Linked DNA regions of Homo sapiens: region 1 is linked to region 2. A link is an interaction called in ENCODE POLR2A ChIA-PET data of the cell type or tissue named here. Cell type or tissue: GM12878. All regions are shown on one strand. Links, peaks and the distances in the headings refer to the core of each region. The heading gives the core; the rest is flanking DNA.

What was found. Peaks named below come from ENCODE experiments on the same cell type or tissue, not always from the same donor. Only the 100,000 strongest peaks of a DNase experiment are listed, where the experiment ranks them.
Region 1: POLR2A ChIA-PET joins it to region 2 with 6 read pairs; 2 of 35 experiments call an interaction of 5 or more read pairs at or near these places.

The regions. Positions count from the first base shown.
Region 1 is chr2:37,849,547-37,853,941 of GRCh38, forward strand. All of the region lies in intron 2 of PIRAT1 (PU.1 (SPI1) induced regulator of S100A8 and S100A9 alarmin transcription 1), which reads right to left. Among named protein-coding and RNA genes, the nearest start is that of PIRAT1, 24 kb to the right of the region's middle. RefSeq lists a silencer at 4,138-4,187. In GM12878, for the core only: a CTCF peak has its summit at 2,466; DNase peaks (open chromatin) are centred at 2,115, 2,515 and 3,010; H3K4me3 peaks cover 330 bases; H3K27ac peaks cover 2,077 bases.
Region 2 is chr2:37,547,899-37,552,293 of GRCh38, forward strand. No RefSeq gene overlaps it. Among named protein-coding and RNA genes, the nearest start is that of LINC03063, 12 kb to the right of the region's middle. In GM12878, for the core only: no CTCF peak of the experiment used is centred there; a DNase peak (open chromatin) is centred at 1,894; H3K4me3 peaks cover 539 bases; H3K27ac peaks cover 2,789 bases.

The DNA.
Region 1 (4,395 bases), core at 148-4,147, 300 kb after region 2:
TGTTTCAGAAATTTAGATATTTTAACTTCACATCCTTCATACCCACCCCTTTTGGTTTCTTCTACCTAAATTTTGTGCAAAGACTTAAAAAATATCCACCCACCTCACCCCCATCCCCACACTCCCTTGTACTCTTTTTCTTGGCTTGGAAATTTAATTTTTTTTCAAAGCATGCTCCACTCTAAAATATAGTACATAGCGGAGATGGCGCTACGTAGAGAAAAGGTCATGGGCTTTGGGGCCACATAGCCTGGATTTAAATCCTGGCTTTGCCACCTACTTTCTAGAACATAAGAATGTGAGGTACAGATTGGGGAGCCCCCTTCCCTCCACCAATCCAACCCAATGCAAGGTTGGAAAGATTGCTCATAGCTAAGAACAGAAGGTGCCACACCGTGCCACAGAGTTTCTAAGAGGGAGTGAACCAACAGCACCTTTATGATGACTTCTCTCTCGTCTTTATTAAGGAAATGAGAGAAAAGAATAGAAAGTTCCCTTCCTGTGCAATCAGTGACTCCTGACTTGCCCCACCCCACCCCACCACCACCACCACTTCCCTCAACCTCCCATCTTAGTCAGGTCCTGGCTCAGCTGAGCACTAAACCACTGAACTGACAGATAGCCTGATGATGCAAGGGTATGGGAGAAAGTGGAGCAGAAAGGGTGAATGGGAGGTTGAGGGGTCAGGGAAGACAGCTTGGCTTCTTACCACTCAATGGAGGAACAAAGATAGAAACTTTCTCCATGTAGGTCAATCAAGAAAATAGTGTAGAAAGTAGCTGAGACCTAGGCCATCATGATATGGTCACTCCAAAACCCATCCATCAAGGATGGTGAAAAGAGACGGTGGTGAAATGGACTGAGGGGCGGACTTCACATGTGCAGTGAGGGTGGACAGGTGCTTCAGTGAGTTCCCTCCTTCACCACTACCAGCCAAAGAACCAATCCACGAACCCAGAGGAAAGCCCACCTATGCAACCAAGAGGTAGCACATTTTCTGTGGGTCAAACAACAGAAGAGGAGACTGAGCCAAGACAATCTGCCCACCACTGACAAACAGGCAAACACACAGGTAACTCCTTCCTCTATCACCTGCCCCAGGCACCAACATCAGTGTTGCTAGGCCTAAGACATAGATAGGATGGAGAGAGATGAGACCAACACTGTAACAATCAGACAAGACTACAAATCACTGAGTCATGCTAAATGTATTTGATGCACTGAGATACCTTTTTATTTATTTTATTTTATTTTTTATTTATTTATTTAATTTTTGAGACAGAGTCTTGCTCTGTTGCCCAGGCTGGAGTGCAGTGGCGCAATCTTAGCTCACTGCAATCGCCGCCTCCTGGGTTCAAGCAATTCTCCTGCCTCAGCATTCCAAGTAGCTGGATTACAGGCAACTGCCACCACGTCTGGCTAATTTTTGTATTTTTATTAGAGATGGGGTTCCACCATGTTGGCCAGGCTTGTCTTCAGCTCCTGACCTAAAATGACCCACCCCCCTCGGCCTCCCAAAGTGCTGGGATTACAGGCGTGAGCCACTGCGCCTGAGATACTGTTAAAACTCAGTTTTACATTTTCCCCTCCAGCTAGTGTGTCTAAGGTAGACACTGGTCAAAACTGTTGATATTCATTATTTGGAAATATAAAAGCAGTCGGTGCTTGTCTTTTCCTGATGTGGCGCATTTCTCAACCAAGCCTGCCTGTTATACTCTCTGTACAACCCTGGCCAAATTCTTTAACCTCCTGAACTGCCTTCCTATTCTGAAGATCAACCCATCTCACAGCACTGCAGGTTAAGAAAGCTCCTGCACAAAACCCTTAAATGTTAGTTCCCTGGCACCGAGAAGTAGGTGGGAAGTTGGCTTAGCCAGAGAAGTAGTAAATTATCTATTCTACCCTTTTGTAGACATTAACTACATTGCTAGAGAAAGAGAACATGCCCTCTTGTTCTTTTTCCTCCTACCGGTCACAGCTTAAATGTCACTTTCTCAGGGAGGTCTGTCTTGGCCACCCTACCCAAAGAAGGTGGTGTCCTGTTTTATTCTTTAGTACATTTCCTGTTATTTCCTCCGCAGTCCTAATCAGGACGTGAGCTTAGTAATTAACTTACTTGTCAAGTTGTTTCTTATCTCCATGCTGCCCCTGTTACATTACCCGAGGTCAGGCCCCTCTCTGTTTTCTCCCTCTTGTATTTCCAGTGCCTTTAAATTTGTACCACTTAAATGTGGTAAATCTTGTTCCTGAAGGTTCCAGGGCCTTGACTTGCATGTTCTTTTCCCTTATTTAAAGAATCTGAAATAAATTATCTACTTAGTTTGGTCCTTCCTGTGGCTGTTTGCTTGCTTTGGCAGAGTGAAAGTGAAATGTATTTTAATTTTTTTTTAACTTTACAGAAGCCATTAATATAAACCACAGAAATGGTGAGTTTCAATACCTGAAGTTCTGTGAATAATTACTGGGTGGAGCTATTCACACAGGCAATTTTCTGCTTTCCCCATGAGATAAAACCCCAAAAATGTGTTACTATAGCAGCCTGTTTCCTTACTGAGACAGAAACAAAGCAACCTATGAATTAACGTCAACCATTCCCCTGTACTGTGTATCCTCCCAGTTCTTAGTCTCAATGTGCCAGCAGATACACCAAATGTTGGGTTAGTGAAATGTCTGACACCTACACATGTGGAATAAAACGTGCATGTACACAAACTATAATTTAGCAGTATCAGTAGTAACTGCAAACTGAAAAAACAAAAAGGAAGTTGCATTTAAACATAGTGGTGGGCAGTCACCTCAACAGCATTGGGAAAGGGCTGTGCCCTAATTTGGGAAAATTTTCTCATTTTCCTGTTGACTTTGGCCCAGCAAAACGAATGGATTCCATTGGGATGCTCCCTGGTGAAAATCCTACCATCCTGAGCAAATTCAATGGCCAGCTCATGTCCAGTTCCTGTCATTAGTCAGGTTTCACATGAACAAGTGTGGTTTTCCAGAGCTAAGTACTTTCCACAGACAAAGCACCATAAAGCCACTTCTGTGACAGTGAAGTGAAGGCAGTGACATGTGGAACCCTTGTGGAATCTAGAGAAAGGGCTCAGAAAGCCCCCTATGCACCCATGGCTGGGCTCCCAAGAGGCCCCATCTAGTCCAAGATGGTTTCTCAGAAGCACTGAATCCAGAAGGCCATTTAGTAAGCAAAGTCATTTCTCATGGCATTGGTCCCTTTAGAAGCATCCTCCAGGTATGTCCAATGGGAGAGGACATGGTGGGACTGACTTAGAGAGACCCAAGTAGAAACTGCCTTTGGGCGGGGTCCAGTGGCTCCAGCCTGTAATCCCAACACTTTGGGAGGCCAAGGTGGGAGGATCACTTAGGCCCAAGAGTTCAAGGCCAGCCTGGCCAACATAGTGAGAACTTGTCTCTACAAAAATTTTTTTAAAAAGTTAGCCAGGTGTGGTGGCACATGTCTGTGACCCCAGCCACTCAGGAGGCTGAGGCAGGAGGATCGCTTGAGCCCAGGAGGTCGAGGCTACAGTGATCTGAGATCATGCCACTGCCCTTCAGCCTGGGTGACAGAGCGAGACCTCCATCTCTAAAACGCAAACAAACAGACAAACAAAAAACCCAAACCTGCCTCTGAAGAGCAGATCTTTGCTCCTCAAAGTGAGCCAGGACCCACAGCATTACATTTCTGATGCAAAGCCGCAGGCCCACGCCAGACCTGCCGACTGAGAAACTGCATGTTCACAAAAACCCACAAGAGTCATGAGCCTAGTGAAAGATGAGGCACACTTGCTGATTTTGTAGATGCTCAAAATAAACTTTGTAGAAAAATAGGCCTGGCAAATATGAGCTCATGGAGGAGAGGAATGGTGCTTTACTCTTTTTTTTTTTTTTTTTTTTGAGAGGAGTCTCCCTCTGTTGCCCAGGCTGGAGTGCAGTGGCGCAATCTTGGCTCACTGCAAGCTCCGCCTCCTGGGTTCACGCCATTCTCCTGCCTCAGCCTCCTGAGTAGCTGGGACTACAGGTGCCTGCCACCACGCCTGGCTAATTTTTTCTATTTTTAGTAGAGATGGGGTTTCACCATGTTAACCAGGATAGTCTCGGTCTTCTGATCTCGTTATCAGCCCGCCTCTGCCTCCCAAAGTGCTGGGAGTACAGGCATGAGCCACCGCGCCCGGCCACTTTACTCATTTTTTAACTACCAGTGCCTGTAGAAAACTAAGCATATGAAATATGAGTTGAACAAATGAGTGGATAAAGTGAGGGATTACTGCACTGTGTGGACACTGTCCTGGGCCACACAGAGCCCCTTTTAGCCATTCATCTCATCTACCATCTCCGACTCCCCATGTCCCGTGACACAGGATATCCAAGGCCTGGGTTTTGAGT
Region 2 (4,395 bases), core at 111-4,110:
AAAGACATTCCCGAGACTGGCAATTTACAAAAGAAGGAGATTTATTGGACTTATGGTTCCATGTGGCTGGGAAGGCCTCACAGTCATGGTGGAAGGTGAAAGACACGTTTCACATGGCAGCAGACAAGAGAAAAGAGAGCTTGTGCAGAGGAACTCCTCTTTTTAAAACCATCAGATCTCATGAGACTTATTCACTATCATGAGAATAGCATGGGAAAGGCTTGCCCCCATGATTCAATTACCTCCCACCAAGTCCCTCCCACAACACGTGGGAATTCAAGATGAGATTTGGGTGGGGACACAGCCAAACCATATCACCAATACTAGTTAATGGAAAGGACCTGTGTCTTTGAACAGGGCAAAGGGTTCTGGGAGCCAGTTGGCTGCGATTTGTAACCAGGAACAAGAGGAAAAGAATCCAAGGGAGAAGAGCTGCTGGGGCAGCAACAGAGAACTGAGCCCAGCTGAGAAAGGAAAAAATGCCAGAGTCCTCCTGTGCCTCCCCTCTAATTCTCCTCTGCCACACTTGGGATGGGCTCAGTATCTCCAAGTTCAGTGCTCAAGCAGACTGAGATGCCAGTTTCCAGTTCTGGCAGGTTCTCCCAGTCCAAACCCCCATCACATTTCCTGGGTGATGAAGGCTGAAGGACAAGGGAGGGGACAGCCTCAGCACTTCCCCCAAGCCATCTGCCACTTGCTCGAGCTTCTCTCATTATCTGCTGGGTAGAGATGAGGGGCAAACTGAGGTGGGGCCGATCTGCCTCTCTGTATACCCTAGAGGATGAATCTGGACCTTCAAAGTTGATTGTTCTCTGTAGAAAGTAAGGTCGTTAGCACTTCTTGGTACTTACTCAGCTTTAGGCCTAAGTTATGGATTTTAAAATAGCAGTTACATCCCATTCAACATCCTATTACAAAAATATCAGAGCAAAAGCTGAAATTCTCCTTCTTCACACATACTCCCCAATCTTACCTCCTTTACTTAACTTTCTTTTCTAAAAAGCTTTGAAAGAACTAAACAATGCAGAAAGTAACATAGCAGGCACTGTTGTACCAATTACCCACTACTACTCAGAATGACCAAATGTAGCATATTTTCCCATTTTCTCCCAATGTTCAAAATAAAAGGAATATAACATTATAGAGAAAGTTGAAATCTCTTTGTTCATCCCAAACCGCGTCATATACCTCTTCCTGAAGGTAATTACTGTCATGAAGTTGCTATGTATCCTTTATTTTTTTAACTATGCATTAATTAACCAGCAAACCGTACATATCATTTATTTATATAAGTTATATGCTATGTGTTTTGTTCTGCAAATTTATTTTTACTCGTTGCCATGCTTTTGAGATCTTTGTTAATTAAAAAACCTCATTCATTTTAACTTCTATGTAGTAATCTATTGTATTAATATTCCAAATTTTGTTTAAGTGTTCCCTTTTGATGGACAATTAGATTATTTGTAATTATCATTGTTACTGTTATAAGCAAAGGTACAGTGAACATATTTATCTACATGACCCTGAACACACATGCGAGATTTCCTCTAGGACATACAGCTAAAAGAGAAATTATTTGGCCAGATACATGGCCAATTGATTTCTATATTTCAGTAGAAAACTTGTCTTGAATAGGAGTTGTGTGTGTGTGTGTCCTATTTCCACATGACCCATCTGGGTCCCCTGTGGTGAATAAGGTCTCCCACTGGTGACTTGAGGTTCTCCTGCAGATCCTATTTGTGAGCCATTGGGCATCTTAGCTCAATTCATGGTGGGCTGACTGTCCATGTTTCCTTCAGCCACCCTGGACGGCAGCTGTGTGCCGGGTGAGTTAGAGGATGAATTGCAGCTCTATAATGATCTGTTTTCATTATCAGAGGAGTCCTTCTCAACTCTCGTTTCTCGCTGACTGCTTCTCCTTTCCATAGCCTGACTTGAGTTCTTGCCTGCTTTGACCATGAGAACTGAAAATTGAGGACTAGTAAGTATAAGCCCTTCCTGGGGCTCCTATCACATGGCATGTGCCCATTGGAATGGTAAAATTGAGGACAAATGTAAAACAAAACAAAACAACAAAACAAAACAAAACAAAACCTTTCTCCAGCACTAACAGCTGGTGGGCTTAAGAATTATTCAGGTTAAGTTGAATTGACTTCAAGTTTGAGCTGACTTGGTCTGTGAAGTTGTATGGACTTCTAATCACCAGAAATCCTCAGCTCTGCCTCAGTCTAAAATTACCGAGTCCCTTCCTTTGAGTCAAGAAGATAAGTCAAACTATTCTAGAAAAGCCACCATCCCTCTAGGACCTCATGTATTAATGTAGGGTATGGGCTGGGCTGCTGACTCAAACAATATATTCCTCTCCTGTGCAATAAGGCAAGTGGAAGCTTTTCCCCATGGGTTAATCCAGTCACATAATTTCTTCTATTGCATCCTCCCCTCACCACCTCTGTGGAGCACCAAGTCTCTATTCCAGCTCACACACACAGGAAATGGCAAAAAAAGAAGTGGGGAGTGAAAGCTTTCTTTGAAAAATGAGATGTGAAAGTTGCACATATCTCTTCTGCTTCTATCTGTTTGCCAAAATTTAGTTATAAGGCCACCCCTTCATGCAAGGGATGCTGTGAAATGTACATTTAGCTGGGTAGCAACTGTCCTGCTAAAATCCAGTGGGAAGAGTGCTCCCTTATTAAAACGAAGAAGGGGAAAACGTATCTTGGGAATATTTAGCAATCTCTGCCTCATCTGGCACTATATTTTGATACCTGCACAGGTAAGAAAAATCCACTCACGTAATACGAAGTCAAACCATAACCTATCTACATATTTAGATCTATCTATCTACAACTATCTATAGTTCATCAATTCTAACACACGTTTTACACCATAGCAGCTCAGCTCTCAAACTGGAATGTCTCTTCACAGTTGATGGTGTCTTATGGTCTCTGCCAGCCAGAAAGCAGTAATGGTGTGGTTGTCATTGCCTGCACATTCATAAACTTAGCCATTTAAAGGATAAGCTCTCCACAGGTGCGAAAAAACCCCAAACATTTAAGACCATTTGAGAAAGGAATGTGAGTGTTGGCCTTGCCTTGTAATCTTCTGTTGACACCTGAAAAAAATCAAGGATGTTCCAGCATCAAAAGTTGCAGAATGGGTGTCAGCTTCTTGGAAGAAAATTCCAGAGAAAAGAGAGGAATCCTCAGAAGAAATGCATCACCAATGCTCTTGATAGCATGAGGAACAGAAATACACAGAAAAATTATAAACTTTAATGATTCTGAGTTGAAAAATAAATTATAAGACTTTGAATGTAGATATGTAGAATTCTCTATTTAGTGTATGTTTTAGCATGATATATGCTAAAAGTCTATTCTAAATAAGCCCAAAAGAGCTTTAAGCAATATGAAAACATCGAGGCTATCAAAATATTATCCCAAACTTGGAAATAGACAAGAGAGATTTATTTTTAGTGCAGTGCTAGGTTTGATTTTCTATTTGGCTATTTTATAATTTTATAGAGGTAGAGTTTAGATTGTAGATTTAGTCCAGTAGAAATGCAAATCATTTCTATCCCATGAAATGGATAAGCCCAATGATATGGCTATAGCTTTGTCTGATATTAATCAGATTTTTGCTTTGTTTTCTTCAAATTTAACCCAACAATCTAGTAAATCACCTATATATACACCCAACTTCTCAAATCCCATTTGGACTCGTTTAATATTATGCTTGTTCTCTTAATAATTAGCAAGTTGAATAAAATCTTTGATGTGCTTACTTTAAGTTTGCATGAGAGTTTTCTTCTTCCTTTAACAAATCATAGGACACTTGGCAGCATTTCTTTAGTGATGCAGAAAATAATGGCATGACTTGCAATTGATGGCATGCTAAGTTCGATGGATTATGGTATTGCTGCTGCCTCAATTTCTATTTCATCAGCAAGCTAGTGAAAAGGAAATTAGGGTGACCAAATCACAAATGTTGTAGGCATGACATCTCAAAATGTTTTGATGAAGCTTTAGTCTGGAAACACTCTGCAATAGGCATATGTCATTATTTTGCCTGCTCAGCATCAGAAATGCATTCCTTTGTTTCGGGAATTTCCTATCTGTGATATCTTATGGCACATTGAGATGCTTTCCCACTGCTGAAGCTAACCGTGGCAGATACTTGCTTCCCCAGCCTCCTTTGAAGCTGAGACATAGATATGTTTACACCATCCTGGACTATAAATTAGAAACTGGTGCCTCAGTCAAGCAGGTTCTTCAGGGAATCCTCTCTAGGGGTGGCACTAGCTGTCACAGACAGAGTTCTTAGGGTGGCCATCGCTGAAGCGGGAGCACTGGGCAAGTGCCTAGGGTGGGTAGTGGAGGCAGCATCAGTTTTTGGCCT